Linked DNA regions of Homo sapiens: all the other regions are linked to region 5. A link is a contact called in ENCODE Hi-C or POLR2A ChIA-PET data. All regions are on one chromosome and are shown on one strand. Each heading gives the region's core, a stretch centred on a gene start or an enhancer-like site at or near the end of the contact. The rest is flanking DNA. Distances are from core to core; before and after follow the strand shown. Region 1 holds the start of ZSWIM4 (zinc finger SWIM-type containing 4). Region 2 holds the start of SAMD1 (sterile alpha motif domain containing 1). Region 3 holds the start of YJU2B (YJU2 splicing factor homolog B). Region 4 holds the start of MRI1 (methylthioribose-1-phosphate isomerase 1). Region 5 holds the start of DCAF15 (DDB1 and CUL4 associated factor 15).

Evidence for each region. A loop is a pair of places that touch in the nucleus more often than their neighbours do. ChIA-PET counts read pairs that join two places held with the same protein, here RNA polymerase II (POLR2A). Pooled maps may share reads with other maps.
Region 1: a loop to region 5 is called in a map of sigmoid colon, with 3 times the contacts of the local background. The contact joins the promoter of ZSWIM4 here to the promoter of DCAF15 in region 5. A Hi-C loop is called at or near these places in 1 of 168 maps with a recorded cell type or tissue (sigmoid colon), 1 of 37 single-sample maps with no recorded cell type and 12 of 50 pooled maps. POLR2A ChIA-PET finds 5 or more read pairs at or near these places in 4 of 52 experiments (H1, PC-9, T-cell and 1 more).
Region 2: a map of CD8-positive, alpha-beta T cell shows a loop between it and region 5 (17-fold over the local background). The contact joins the promoter of SAMD1 here to the promoter of DCAF15 in region 5. A Hi-C loop is called at or near these places in 5 of 168 maps with a recorded cell type or tissue (CD4-positive, alpha-beta T cell, CD4-positive, alpha-beta memory T cell, CD8-positive, alpha-beta T cell and 1 more), 5 of 37 single-sample maps with no recorded cell type and 15 of 50 pooled maps. POLR2A ChIA-PET finds 5 or more read pairs at or near these places in 7 of 52 experiments (CD4-positive, alpha-beta memory T cell, CD8-positive, alpha-beta T cell, MCF 10A and 4 more).
Region 3: a pooled map shows a loop between it and region 5 (21-fold over the local background). The contact joins the promoter of YJU2B here to the promoter of DCAF15 in region 5. A Hi-C loop is called at or near these places in 3 of 37 single-sample maps with no recorded cell type and 12 of 50 pooled maps. POLR2A ChIA-PET finds 5 or more read pairs at or near these places in 1 of 52 experiments (IMR-90).
Region 4: a loop to region 5 is called in a pooled map, with 4 times the contacts of the local background. The contact joins the promoter of MRI1 here to the promoter of DCAF15 in region 5. A Hi-C loop is called at or near these places in 2 of 37 single-sample maps with no recorded cell type and 8 of 50 pooled maps. POLR2A ChIA-PET finds 5 or more read pairs at or near these places in 1 of 52 experiments (IMR-90).

Annotation. Positions count from the first base shown.
Region 1 is chr19:13,793,993-13,796,692 of GRCh38, forward strand. ZSWIM4 (zinc finger SWIM-type containing 4) reads left to right here and starts at 1,451. Exons shown (of 14, transcript NM_001367834.3): 1 at 1,451-1,809. The coding sequence starts at 1,657. RefSeq lists silencers at 1,085-1,574, 1,595-1,804 and an enhancer at 2,045-2,114.
Region 2 is chr19:14,089,384-14,092,083 of GRCh38, forward strand. It overlaps SAMD1 (sterile alpha motif domain containing 1), which reads right to left and starts at 1,368. Exons shown (of 5, transcript NM_138352.3): 1 at 402-1,368. The coding sequence starts at 1,037. It overlaps PRKACA (protein kinase cAMP-activated catalytic subunit alpha), which reads right to left. Exons shown (of 10, transcript NM_002730.4): 10 at 2,305-2,700. RefSeq lists silencers at 374-423, 724-983, 1,314-1,533, 1,674-1,723, 1,774-2,103.
Region 3 is chr19:13,746,589-13,749,288 of GRCh38, forward strand. YJU2B (YJU2 splicing factor homolog B) reads left to right here and starts at 1,307. Exons shown (of 10, transcript NM_030818.4): 1 at 1,307-1,366. RefSeq lists a silencer at 1,288-1,597.
Region 4 is chr19:13,763,252-13,765,951 of GRCh38, forward strand. It overlaps MRI1 (methylthioribose-1-phosphate isomerase 1), which reads left to right and starts at 1,271. Exons shown (of 6, transcript NM_001031727.4): 1 at 1,271-1,469; 2 at 1,620-1,858. The coding sequence starts at 1,338. YJU2B (YJU2 splicing factor homolog B) reads left to right here. Exons shown (of 10, transcript NM_030818.4): 10 at 1-38. RefSeq lists a silencer at 1,641-1,690 and an enhancer at 2,468-2,700.
Region 5 is chr19:13,951,092-13,953,791 of GRCh38, forward strand. It overlaps DCAF15 (DDB1 and CUL4 associated factor 15), which reads left to right and starts at 1,418. Exons shown (of 13, transcript NM_138353.4): 1 at 1,418-1,553. The coding sequence starts at 1,422. It also overlaps a transcript of PODNL1 not described here. RefSeq lists an enhancer at 791-840 and a silencer at 1,501-1,640.

The DNA of each region.
Region 1 (2,700 bases), core at 201-2,700, 160 kb before region 5:
TATGGATGAGTGGATAATCACTGTTTTTTTTTTTTTTCTGCTGTGCCTATCATTTAACTGAATGGAGGCAAAGCATGTGTTGGTTGGTACATTCAACAAGTTCTAGGTTAAGCGCCTACCTTCCAGGTGCTGCCGGTACAGTAAAGCACAGATGGGACAAACTCCTGCCTCCTGAGGCTCACAGTGGAGAGGGAGAGATTGAAATTAAGCAACTACCAAAGGTGGATCACTTGAGGTCAGGAGTTCAAGACCAGCCTGGCCAACATGGCAAAACTCCGTCTCTACCAAAAATACAAAAATTAGCCGGGCGTGGTGGTGGGCGCCTATAATTTCAGCTATTCGGGAGGCTGAGGCAGGAGAATCACTTGACCCCGGGAGGCGCAGGTTGCAGTGAGCCGAGATCGCACCACTGCACCCCAGCCTGGACGACAAGAGTGAAACTCCGTAAAAAAAAAAAAAAAAAAAAAAAAAAAAACCGCCGAAACAGATAAATAAATGGTAATGGTGAGAAGTATGAGGAAGGAAAAATGCAGGGTCCTCTGAGGACATTGGCAAGGAGCCGGGACGGGAACGGGTGATGGAAGCCATGGCCAGCTTCCAGGCCAGAGACGGTGGCCTACACAAGCTGAGTCAGAAAAAATGCTCAGAGGTGCTGGGGTTTGATTAAGTGTTAGGGTGAACCTCATGGAATTGCCATTTTAACAGGCCAAAAATGGTAAAAAAAAATTAGCAATTTCATATGACCCAAGATAGTATCTAGGGCATGGAAAGGAGGGGCGGGGTACTATACTAGTTTTGAGGCTCAAGGGATGACCTATGAACCCCCTAACCGAGCTTTGTTTCTGGAGAGGGGGTCCGCGGCCCGCATGAGCTCCCTCAGTGAGCCTGCGACCCCTCCGCCCCCACAAGAACCAAAACTTGACCCGGTGCCCAGAGAGGTTGAGTGAGTTTCTCGGGTCGCACAGCTGGGAGGGACGAGGGGCTGAGCCACTGCCAAGGGATCCCGCTGCTCTGTCTCGCTCACCGGCCGGGCTATGTTGATTGTCCCCTCGCGGCGCCCGGAAGCGACCCTCAGTAAACAAAGCCGTGTGTGGGCGCAGCCCCAGAAGCCTGGGGCGCGCAGTCCAGCCCAAGAGAGGCGGGGGAGGAATGTTGTGAATGAACCCCGGGCCCGCCCCGAAACTCCGCATAAGGCCTGGGCCGCGGGGGTCCTCCCACTCTGATTGGCCTCTGGCGCCCCGTGATTGACAGCGCCCCTCGCTGTGCGCTCTGGTTGGGTAAACAAGAAAAGACTGGCATCGCAGTCATCGAGTGAGCAGCGAGGCTTGGACACGGGTCTGGCGGCGCAGCCAATGGCGGGGGAGGGCCGAGGAGGCCGAGGGGGGGCCAATAGGGACAGGCGGTGGGGGCGGGACGACGGCGGAGCTAAAGCGGCGGCTGAAGCAGCTTCATTGTTGTGAAGAGTCTTAAAGGGGCCGCATCACCCTGCCGGCCCGGCGCGGGTCGGGGGTGGGTGCGGTAGGGGTCCCGGGGCGGCCGAGCGCAGAGGACGGACGGGAAGGAGGGCAGGGGGCGCGGGAGCCGGCGAAGCGGAGCGGGCATCGGACCGAGCCCCCCAAAGAGGCCCCGCCCCGGCCCTGGCCCCGGCCGGGCCGGATGGAACCCCCCGCGGCCAAGCGGAGCCGGGGCTGCCCCGCGGGACCCGAGGAGCGCGATGCCGGGGCCGGGGCCGCGCGTGGCCGGGGCCGGCCCGAGGCGCTGCTGGACCTCAGCGCCAAGCGGGTAGCCGAGAGCTGGGCCTTCGAGCAGGTGACCGCGGGGGAAGGGGGCGGGGGCAGGGACGCACCCCCAGCACCTTCCCCACCTGTCTTCTCCTCCCCCACAATCCCCAGACTCCAGAGCTAACCCAATCAGAGACACCCCCTGAGATTCCACCCCCAGGACCCTTAACCCTGCCTGGAAACACCCCCTCATCCTCCTGTTTCTGTCCTTCAAACCCAGTAACCCACCCCCATCCCTTCTCTGCCATCTCTGCCCCTCAGCGCCCCAGATCCCAAATCAGGACACTTCCTTCTTCTCCTACCAACCCCAGATCTCTGAGATCTGGCCCCCATGGCCCGCCTACAACCCTGGGCACCCCTCTTTTCCCGCCTTATCCCCCAACGGTACCCCTCTTTTCCCACCTTATCCCCCAACGGTACCCCTCTTTTCCCACCTTATCCCCCAACGGTACCCCTCTTTTCCTACCGCATCTTTATTCGCCAATCAGGGCACCCCATTCAGTCTTCAATCCTCTCTTCGGCCCCCCGCTTGGGGACACCCTGTCTCCCTCCATCGTAGCCTCTAGAGACTCACACTACCCCATTCCTGCTCTCCAGATCCCTACCGTACACCCCAAGTAAATAACTCCCCCATCTCTCCAGATTCCAGCTCAAGACACCCCTTTTTTCCCCATTCATTCCTGCCCTCGAGCCTCCAGATTCCACCTGTTCCTTGGGGACCCCTCTCTACTCCTCCAGATTCCTCTTTCGGGGCTGCCCGTCTTCTCCTGGCTTGCCGCAGGGATTACTGAAATGCCAGGGTCCCTCCTCCTCCCCACCTCATCCCCCTGACCTATCCTATCTCTTCCCATAGGAAAACAGCAGGGGCGGAGCCTGGGTGGTGGTCCCTGGACAGGTGCACCTAGAAGCTCTCTTCTGT
Region 2 (2,700 bases), core at 118-2,617, 140 kb after region 5:
TGCAAAATTAGTAGCTGTTCTAATCCCAGACCCTGACTGTGGCGTCCGGGCGGTGGGGAGGAGGAACCGATTCCACCTTTAAGAACAATACGGACTAACTTTTACGCATTCACTCCGTGCCAGGCTCTGTGTTAACTAAAGCCCTCGACAACCAAATCTTACTAAACTCGCTCAACAACCCCAAGGGGTCGCTACTGTTATTAAACCGCGTTTACAGCGGAGGAAACTGAGGCTCCGGGAGATTCAATCACTTGCCAAGGTCACCACGCACCGAGCCCGCAGGAAACGCGCGCAAAGCCCCAGCCACCCGCCACCCAGTTCCTCCCGGGACTCGCGCCCCCGCCACCAACTTCGCCCGCACCTGCCCACCGCGCGGCGCCCCCGCTCCCCGGCGCGCTCACCTTGCTGCGAGACGGGCGGGCGCTGGCGGCCGGCGGCGCCCGTCCGGGCCTGTCCCCGCGGGGCAGCGCAAGCGCTCCGAGACGGGTGCGCTCCAGACGGCCTCGAGCCGCCGCCTCCTCCTCCAGCAGCCCCTGCACGCGGCCGCGGGTTAGGCGACCGCCGGCGCCGCCGCTGCCCCCGAGGTAGCGCACGACTTCCCGCAGGCTCACGGGCCGCGCCGCGCCGCCGGCCCGCACCGCGCCCCCCTCCGGCGGCGGCTGTGGCTGCGGCGGCGGCGGCTGCTGCTGCTGTGGCGGCGCCGGCGGGGCCGGCGGGGTGGCTCCGCGCCGGGGCGGCTGGACGCGCGCCGCGTTGCGGTACGAGATGCTCCCCTTGTAGCTGACCCGGAGCACGGCGCGCTGCTGGATCAGTTTCTCGAGCTCGGCGCGCGTGCGCTCCGGCTCCGGGCCGTGCCGCCGCCGCACCATCCGGCAGATGCGCTCCAGGTCCGGCCGCGCCTTGCGCGAGCGCAGCGAGTCGATGGTGTCCAGGATCCACTCTTGGTAGTGCGGGGAAGCGGCGGACGACGAGGCGGCGGCCGCCGTGGTGGCGGCCGCCGCCGTCTCCGGCGGGGGTAGGGCCGGGGGCCCCGCCATGCCTCCCGCCCGGCCCGGCTGCACCGTGCGCGCTGCCTCCCTCCCAGCGCGGCGCCCCCCTCCCCGGCTCCCCTCCCTCCGCCGCTGCCCGCCTCCTCCGCCTCCCCCCCCGGGGGGCGCAGCGCCTCGGCGGAGCGGCGGCGGCGCTGCTGTTTCTTTGCAAAAAAAAAAAAAAAAAAAAGAGAGAGAGAGGGAGAGAGAGAGAGAGGAAAAAACAGTGAGAGAGAAAGAAAAGAGAGAAAAAAATATGCACACACTCACTCACTCGCACGCACGCACACACAGACCCGCTTCTGCTGGGCGCGCGCGGGGCCGGGGATGCGAGGGGGAGGAGGGGAGCGCGGCGCGGCCGGCCCCTCCCCGCCGCCGCCGCCGCCGCACGCGCGCCCTGCGCCCGGGACACTCCGGCCCCCCTTCCTTCCCTCCCTCCCTCCTCCCCGCCGCCCGCCTTCCTCCCTCCCACCCCCACGCGCCCGCTTTTAAGGTGGAGCCCGGGCCCCCCGCCCGCCCCCTTTACCCTGCGCTCTCGCTCACTCCGGCTCGCTCCGGCCCCCCCTTACAACTCCCGCGCGCTTTTTAAGGAGGCGCCGCGGAGTTGGCCCGGGGCGGGGGCGGGGGAAAGCGGCGGGCGGGGGAGGGGGAGGGGAGTGCCGGGGGGAGTGGAGAGGGGGCGGGCAGGGCGGGCGGGCGGCGCTCGGCCGCCCTCCAGCCATTGGGCGCGGGACCCAGACGTCCCCGGCGCCCAGCCCCCCTCTCCACGCCTCTCCAGCGCGCTCCGCTCTCGGGACCGCACTTACCGGGAACTCGCCGCCCGCGGGCCGGGGCTGCCGCGCTCGCAGGGTGCTGCGGGGACCCTCCTGCTGCCGCCGCCCCCGCGTCCCTCAGGCGCGCCTGGCCCGGCGCTGAGGATGCGGGAAGGGGGGCGCGCACCCTCTCCCCCTTCTACTCCCCCTGCCAGGGCCGCCCCCGCCGCCGCTCGGCCTCCTGGCGCGCCAGCCCCAGCGCCTCCCTAGAGCGCCCTCTCGGTCCCGGGCTGGACGCCGAGGGGGCGCGCCGCAGATTTGGGGACCCCGAATCTGGGGTCAAAGGGCAGTTTGACGCTCGTTTCTCCTGCGGGGCCGAAGGAGTGCCGGAATTTCAGCTAAACCCTGGTTACAAGGACTTCAAGCCAGGACCTGATCGGCCTGCACGCTGGGGTCCGAAATTCCCTTTCCAACCCCCTGGGGGTGTGTGGGTGGGTGATCGAAGTCGAGAACACCAGCGACACTTTTTTTTTAAACAAAACTTTATTGGTAATAGTTTTCAAATATGTTTACAACAGCACACTGTTCAAGAGGAAGTCTCGTCCTTCGCAGCACACAGGTTGAATCGCCCCCGCACCCACCCGGGGCCCCACCCCAGGCCTGAGAACTCCTCCTGGGATGGGGAGAAGTTATGAGAGGGGGAAATACGGGGATGAATGGGGTGGCTCCCCAGCGGCTCCCCACTTTTCTATTACGAGAGAAAAAAGCACAAATGAGAAAGTGGGGGAGAGGTGATGGACAGCTGACAGCTAAGCTGGAGGAGGGGCGCCCAGGATGGGGGAGGCGGAAGCTGGTGGGTGAGTAAAACAGGCAGCCCCTCCCCAGCAGCTCTAGCCTTGAACCCCGGGCCGTGGCTTGGG
Region 3 (2,700 bases), core at 57-2,556, 200 kb before region 5:
TCCCACAAAATACAAGACTCCAAAAAGGATCAGAGAGGCTGGGCCCAGTGGCTCATGCCTGTAATCCAGGCACTTTGGAAGGCCAAGGCAGGCAGATCACCTGAGGTTGGGACTTCCAGACCAGTCTGGCCAACATGGTGAAACCCCATCTCTACTAAAAATACAAAAAATAGCCGGGCGTGGTGGAAGGTGCCTGTAATCCCAGCTACTCGGGAGGCTGAGGCAAGAGAATCACTTGAACCTGGGAGGTGGAGAGCGCAGTGAGCTGAGATCACGCCATTGAACTCCAGCCTGGACCACAGAGCAAGACTCCCTCTCAAAAAAAAAAAAGTATCAAAGAAAAGAATAGGGGTTTGGGGCTTCTGGGAGGATGGTGGTAACACAAGTTATGGGAGGGTAAGGGGAGAAATTGTATGATGGAGAAAGTCTGTCTTGTTAAGCAAATAAAAAAGTCTTGCAGGTAATAAAAGTTGTCTCAGAGCAGCCCTCAGAAGGATACATGATTGGGAATGGTTTCACTCTTCCCTAGTTAATAAGATCGTAGGAAAGCATTCCTCTTTCTGTCTTTAGGCAGATAAGAGAAATTCAGAGAAAACCTCTCCTTCCCTGCATTTGCTGTTCCCCCAAGTGCCCTTATTTTGAAGCAATCAGCAGACAAAAGCGCATATCCCTGTGTTCCAATGAAATTTTATTTACGTACGCTGAAATTTGAATGTTTTATTTTCATAAGTCGTAAAATAGTTTTTCCCCCACCTAACTATTTAAAAATGCAAAAACAGAGCAGTGGTTCACGCCTGTAATCCCAGCACTTTGGGAGGCAGGAGGATTGCTTGGGCCCTGGAGTTCGAGACTAGCCGGGGCAACATAGTAAGACCTTGCCTGTGCAAATAATTTTTCTTGAGACGGAGTCTTGCTGTTGTTGCCCAGGCTGGAGTGCAGTGGCGCGATCTCGGCTCTTTGCAACCTCTGCCTCCCGGGTTCAAGCAATTCTTTTGCCTCAGCCTCCCAAGTAGCTGGGACTACAGGGGCCCGCCACCACACCCTCGCTGACCGGCTGCAGCGCGCAGGACAGCACGCCTGGGAGGGCGGTGCCAGGAGGCGGGCCTCGGATTGGGCCTCACGTAGTGGGCTGGACAGAGGATGGAGCCTCTTGGCGTAAGCGCGGTTGGGCGGGGCATTCCTGGATTGGCCCACTCCGGCGTCGCAGAACGCTTGGCGTATCGTCCTTCAGCCAATCAGCGTGGAGCTGCTGCCTCGCCCCGCCTCACGCCGGCGTCCTGGGGGCGCGGAGAGGGCGCCCAGGTTCACCGCGCTCTCAGCGCGCACTTCCGGGCACGGTCAGGGCGTGACGTCGGGAGGAGGGCAGGTAAGTGCCGGCGGGCGGAGGAGCGGGGAGGGCCGGGGGTCCGGCAGCCGCCTCACCCTGGCCTCGGAGCTGCCCGGCGCGCCCTTCCGCGTCGGGGGACGCGGAGCTGAGGACCCGATTTAGATGCCCGGAGCCGGCCCAGGTCCCAGCCAGGACCAAAGTCCCTGAGGCCCCAGCTGAGACCTCTGACCCAAGTGCCCGGGACCCGGTCCCATCCTAGCCCGGATCCATATTATGCCTGAAGGGTCCTGGGTTTTTGCATCGGGAAAATGGGACCAATAAGTCCCTATCTCACCAGATTTTATAAAAATGATTCTTGTAAAACCGTGAGCAGCAGAAATGACTAAACTGCCAAACGTTTAACTCGGCGTCAGGCGCTGCCCTGAATGCCTTAACCAGCCATTTTTACACATAAGGAAAATGAGGCTTAGAGAGAGAAAACAATTTGCCCCAAGTCAAGCAGATAGGAAGCAGCAGGGTGGAGCTCCGAGCCCAAGCCGTAAGCCCAGGACAAACAGGGTCGGTAATTACTTTTGCACCAAGGACCGGAGATATCTACACGCCCACCCGATAGCCCCGTCTGCCATTTACTGGGGTAACAAAACCATCTTAAGACACACACACACCCTCGAGCTCCTGTAAACGGAGTATTTGCTCTTTGCAGGCTCTTCCCGTGGGTTAGTTGATTCACAGCATCCCCAGAAAGTCAGTCTTGTCGTCGTCATTCGCCCTTTACCGGTGACGAAATACAAGCCCAGGGAAGCGCAGTCACTGACCAAGGTCACCCAGCTGATGAGGAGTGGAGCTGGGATTCAAGCCCAGGGAGCCGTGTCCCCTAACGCCTCAAGGGGCACTTAGCTATTTTGTTGGCAAAAGTATTTTTAGGTTGGAAGGGACCTTGGAATAATCCAATCTAAAGGACACACTTTATAGTTGGAGGATACAAGACTAAGGTGAGGGTAGAACAGTTTATATCCGGGACTTTGCACCACTGCCTCACCACCTCACTACACCACTCCCACTCCATCAGAAGCTCTTCCATCAGCTTCTTTCTTTCTTTTTGTTGGAGACAGAATCTCACTCTTGTCACCTTGGATGGAGTGCAGTGGCGTGATCTCGGTTCACTGCAACCTCCGCCTCCCAGATTCAAGCGATTCTCCTGCCTCAGCCTCTCCAGTAGCTGGGATTACAGGCGTACGCCACCAGGCCTGGCCAATTTTTGTATTTTTAGTAGAGACAGGGTTTCACCATGTTGGCCAGGCCGGTCTTGAACTCCTGACCTCAAGTGATCCACCTGCCTCAGCCTCCCAAAGTGCTGGGATTACAGGCGTGAG
Region 4 (2,700 bases), core at 21-2,520, 190 kb before region 5:
GCCTTGTGAGACTCCGTACATTAAAGACCTGTCTCTTCTTCCCTGTCTTGGGTTGTTAGATGGACCCTGGGGCTGCCCCCCCACCCCCCCACCTTGACCAAGCTTGGTAGGCCTCTCATCAGCAAATGCTGGTATAGGGTCATAGCTGTGACCACAGACATGGTCCCCTTCCAGAGTAACAAGAGTCTCAAGGTGGTGGTCCCGGTTGGCCAGGAATCAGGACAGACTTCCTGGAGGAGGAGGCATGGGCCAAGTGTGAAGGGTGAAAAGGGGGCCAGGAACCACACACACAAGGCCAGGGACAAGGCACACGGGGTACCCAGGATGTGTGCCAGATGCAGCAGGGGCTGGAGCACACAGGTGTGAGCTTTTTATTATACCCAGCCCAGGGGTGGCCCATGGAAAAGCCCCCCGTGCATGTTACTTTTGGGGTTTTTTTGTTTTGTTTTTGAGACCGAGTCTTGCTCTGTCACCCAGGCTGGAGTGCAGTGGCGCGATCTCGGCTCACTGCAACCTCTGCCTCCTGGGTTCAAGTGATTCTTCTGCCTCAGCCTCCCGAGCAGCTGGGACTACGGGTGTGCGCCACCACGCCCAGCTAATTTTTTGTATTTTTAGTAGAGACTGGGTTTCACCATGTTGGCCAGGCTGGTCTCGAACTCCTGACCTCAAGTGATCTGCCCGACTCGGCCTCCCAAAATGCTGGGATTCCAGGCGTGAGCCACAGCGCCTGTCCTGCATGTTACTTTTGAATGAAACCGAGCAGAAAATGGCCCAGAAACAGCCTTGCATCCATCAAGGGGCACACGACCCCCCACTACCTCCCCCTCAACCTTGGAAGATCATTTAACAAATTCTTTGGTTTGAACACTTGATGTTACCTTGCCACTGGGGATACATCCCTAACTCTAGACAGCAGGTTGTTAAACACGGGGCCTGGTATCCACTAGGCGTCCCATAAATGCTGCCACTTTTGTGGTTCCGAGGAGGCGGCTCACTCCGTTCGGGCTTGGCAGGAGTCGTGGAGTGGGTTCGGCCACGTGGAATCCGCGTCCTGGGAACCCGTGGAATCCGCGTCCTGGGAACCCGTGGAATCCGCCTCCTGGGAACCCGTGGAATCCGCCTCCTGGGAACCCGTGGAATCCGCCTCCTGGGAACCCGTGGAATCCGCCTCCTGGGAACCCGTGGAATCCGCCTCCTGGGAACCCGTGGAATCGGGTTGGATGCGCATGTGCGTGTCTCTTTTTCCGGGGGAGGCTCCGCCCACGGCCCCGCCCCGCTCCCAAGTGCGCGCGGACCCCTAGCTCCCTCTGAGTTGCGCTGGGCTTGGCTGCTGCACCATGACCCTGGAGGCGATCCGCTACTCGCGGGGCTCCCTGCAGATCCTAGACCAGCTGCTGCTGCCCAAGCAGAGCCGCTACGAGGCGGTGGGCTCGGTGCACCAGGCCTGGGAGGCCATCCGCGCCATGAAGGTGCAGCGGGGCGGCGGGGCGGCGGGGCGGCGGGGCGGCGGGGCGGCGGGGCGGCGGGGCGGCGGGGCGGCGGGGCGGCGGGGCGGCCGGGTTGGAGGTGGGAGTGCGCCCGCGCCTGCAGCTTCCGACGCCCAAATCCCTGCCCCGCAGGTGCGGGGCGCCCCGGCCATAGCCCTGGTGGGCTGTCTCAGCCTCGCCGTGGAGCTGCAGGCGGGCGCCGGGGGACCGGGACTCGCCGCGCTCGTGGCCTTCGTGCGCGACAAGCTGAGCTTCCTCGTCACCGCCCGGCCCACCGCTGTCAACATGGCCCGCGCCGCCCGCGACCTGGCTGATGTTGCAGCCCGGGAGGCCGAACGGGAGGGCGCTACGGAAGAGGCGGTCCGGGAGAGGTACGGGGATCTGGTACCAGGCACGGCGCTGAGCAGGAATTATATTGACTCTTTTTAAGTACAGTGACCCACTATACAGATGGGGAAACTGAGGCACGGCGACCTTAAGTCCCTTGTCCAGGGCCCCACAGATGGGGAGACTGAGGCACGGCGACCTTAAGTCCCTTGTCCAGGGCCCCACAGATGGGGCCCAGAGTCTAGCCTGGGCAGCCTGGCCCTGAAACCTAACTCCTTAATCGTGCCTCCCCTGAATACACGCAGCCCCTTATCCGCCCTTGGAGGCCCTTTTTAGTATCTCCGTGTTCTCTTGGTTTCTGCTTTTGAGGAACTTTTTTTCCTGTCCTGGTCCCCTTCCTGCCATCTTTTTCCCCCCACTTCCTTTCTGCTCCAGCCCTCCCTGCAATGTCACTTTACCCCACCAAGCTCGAGCCTGCCTTACAGCCTTTGCACGTGCCATTGGTGCGGGCCAGGTATCCATAGCGCCCTCCTCCACCATTCTATATGATCCAGCTCACCCGCTGCTCTCTGTTGCCTGATTCTGCCGGCTTTTCCTTCATTTTATTATCTCTTCATCAGCTGGCTCACTCACCCCAGTGTCAACTCCACAGGAGCAGAGATTTTTGTCTTGTTTACTGCTGGGTCATACCGGAACTGCTTGGTAAACATGTCTTTGCATGAATGAACGGAGTGACACTTCGGTGGCCCTGGCCGAAGGGTCCAGGCCCCACAGCAATGAGAGGCTTTGAGCAGGAGGGCTCCAGGACAGCAGCGTTAGGCAGAGAGGAGGCGTTGGCCTGGGCCCCGGGTCCTGGTGGCTGGTGCTGAAAACTCCTTGTCACCCC
Region 5 (2,700 bases), core at 168-2,667:
GTGATATATTTTTAAAAAACCATATTTTGGTCTTAGGTTTTCTAGTACATAACTCCTAAAACCCTTGAAATCAGCTGGGCACAGTGGTTTATGCCTGTAATCCCAGCACTTTGGGAGGCCAAGACGGGATGATCCCTTGAGGTCAGGAGTTTTCGAGCAGCCTGGGCAACATAGTGAGACCCCATCTCTACAAAAAAAATTTTTTTAATGAAGACAATAAAAAAAAACTATCTTCTAGATTGTTCAGAGGATTAAATGGGCTGGCCAGGGGTGGGGGCTCACACCTGTCCTCCCAACACTTTGGGAAGCAGAGGTGGGAGGATCACTTGAGCCCAGGTGTTGGAGACCAGCCTGGACAACTTGGTGAAACTCCGTCCCTACAAAAAATACAAAAAATTAGGCCGGGCGCGGTGGCTTATGCCCGTAATTCCAGCACTTTGGGAGGCCTAGGCGGGCGGATCACCTGAGGTCAGGAGTTCGCAACCAGCCTGGCCAACATAGTGAAACCTCGTCTCTACTAAAAATACAAAAAATTAGGCAGGCGTGGTGGCGCACGCCTGTAGTCCTAGCTACATGAGAGGCTGAGGTGAGAGGATCATCTGAGCCCGGGGTCGAGGCTGCAGTGAACCGTGATCACGCCACTGCACTCCAGCCTGGGTGACAAAGTGAGACTCTGTCTAAAAAAATAAAATAAATGAGGTAATGTATACGAATATGATGCACGGAGCGGACCTTCAACAATTATTTTTATTGCTATGATCTGCATAATTGGCACAACAGGGCCCTGCCACATCGAACTGTTTAAGCTCAGAACCGTGTCTGTCACATGTGGAGCGATCCATGATTGATGCTATCATTATCACCACCATCATCCCACCAACCCGCCCATCGGAAACAAGCTTTCATCGAATCCCATCGTTTTTTCCTTTTTTGTAAATCTCTTTCCTCGGCCTGGCTCTGCCGCCCAAGTATGCTCGTCAGGCCTTTGCCCACCTGGACCGGGCGCGGGCAGCCCGGGGCTGAGGATTCTCGAGCCTTGGTGGACCACAGGCTCCCGTCGCCCCGCCCAAGGGCCTGGACCGCCTGTGGTCTCCATGGAAACCCGCCAGCCACAGGGGGCGTGACGCCGTTGAGACAGACAGAGATATTCACCTATCAGATCAAAGTTATCTGGGCAGGGCGAACAAACGGGACCTCCGAGTGGTACGTCCTTAAGGCGGGGCGGGAATACGGCAACGGGCCGCGGGGGCTGTTACTGTCGCTACCAATCAAGAGTCGAGATGGCTTTGATGGACAGGCATAGCGCGAGTGCGGGCTTTCGCCCAACCGGCGGGCCGCTGTCCCGAAAAAGGACCAATGAGGAGGCGGCAGGGGTGGGGCGAAGGGGCCGGTTGCTCCGGAAGTGGAGGGAGGGGGTGAAAATGGCGCCCAGCTCGAAATCGGAGCGGAACAGCGGGGCTGGGAGCGGCGGCGGCGGCCCCGGGGGAGCCGGAGGGAAGCGGGCAGCAGGGCGGCGGCGGGAGCACGTCCTCAAGCAGCTGGAGCGGGTCAAGGTGAGGCCTGGAGCCGGAGTGGGGAGCGCGCCGGAGGGTGGGGAGTAGGGACGAGGGAGGCGGAGGGAGGAGGGCGTTCGCGGGGTGAGGGGTTGGGGGCGGGGCCCCAGGGGAGGGGGCTCGGATGCAGGGCCTGGGCGGGGCCCGGGGGAGATGGCTTGGATGGAGGGGGCTCAGTTGGGGGCCTGGATGCAGGTGGTTGTGTCGGGTGACCGGCAAAGGGGCTGGGATGGAGGGGGTTGGGGGCGGGGCCCCAGGGAGGGGGCTCGGAGGGAGGCGACCCCAGAGGCCGCAGGGAGAATCAGGAGGAAGGGGGCGATCCAGGCTTTTCAAAGCTCTGCTCCCATGGTTGCTCCATAATGGAACCTTCCCGCCCCCTTTGCAGAGCCCCTGCCGCTGGCTTTGGGCTTCCTCCGCCTGATGTTCCTCTCCCTGCCCAAGCCCCGACCACACATGAGCTGGGAGTTCCAGTACCTGGGTGGGCCTCCCCATTGAAAGTGTGGGAGCTCCCTGGATAGGGCTGAGTCTTCCCCCGCAGAGTGAGAGTTACCGAAGCAGGCTCTGTCTCCTCCATCAGACTGGAAACTCCCAGAGCTGGGGGATGATGTCTCTCTCCCCCATCAGTTTGGGAGCTCTGGAGGGCAGAAATGTGGATCTCTTGCAGGTGGGCAGTAACTGGGGCAAGGCTGTGTCTCTGTGGACAGGGACTGCGCCTTCTCCGTGAGGCTGGTAGCTTTGTAAGGGCAGTGCTGTGTCTCCCCCTTTTGACTGGGAGCTCCCTGGGCTGGGACAGTCTCCGCCCTTAGCCTGGGAGCTCCCTGGGCTTGGCTGTGGTTCCGCCCTTAGCTTGGAAGCTCCTTGGGCAGGGACTGTGTCTCCCCTGTCGGCCTGGGCCTGGCTGGCCAGGCTGTTTCCTCCGTCAGACTGAGACCTCCATGTGGACAGGGCTGTCTCCCATCAGACAGGGAGCTTCCCAGACAGGACTCTTCCCATCAGATTGGAATGTCTTGAAGGCAGAGTTGGGTAGCAAGACTGAGGCTGTTCGGATATCCCTGTGCCTGGCTTCTGCCTGTCAGTCCCCGCAGATCCTTCCGCGGTGAAGTTTTGGGGATGAGGGATTCCCTTGGATTCCGTTGGAAGGCGGTAG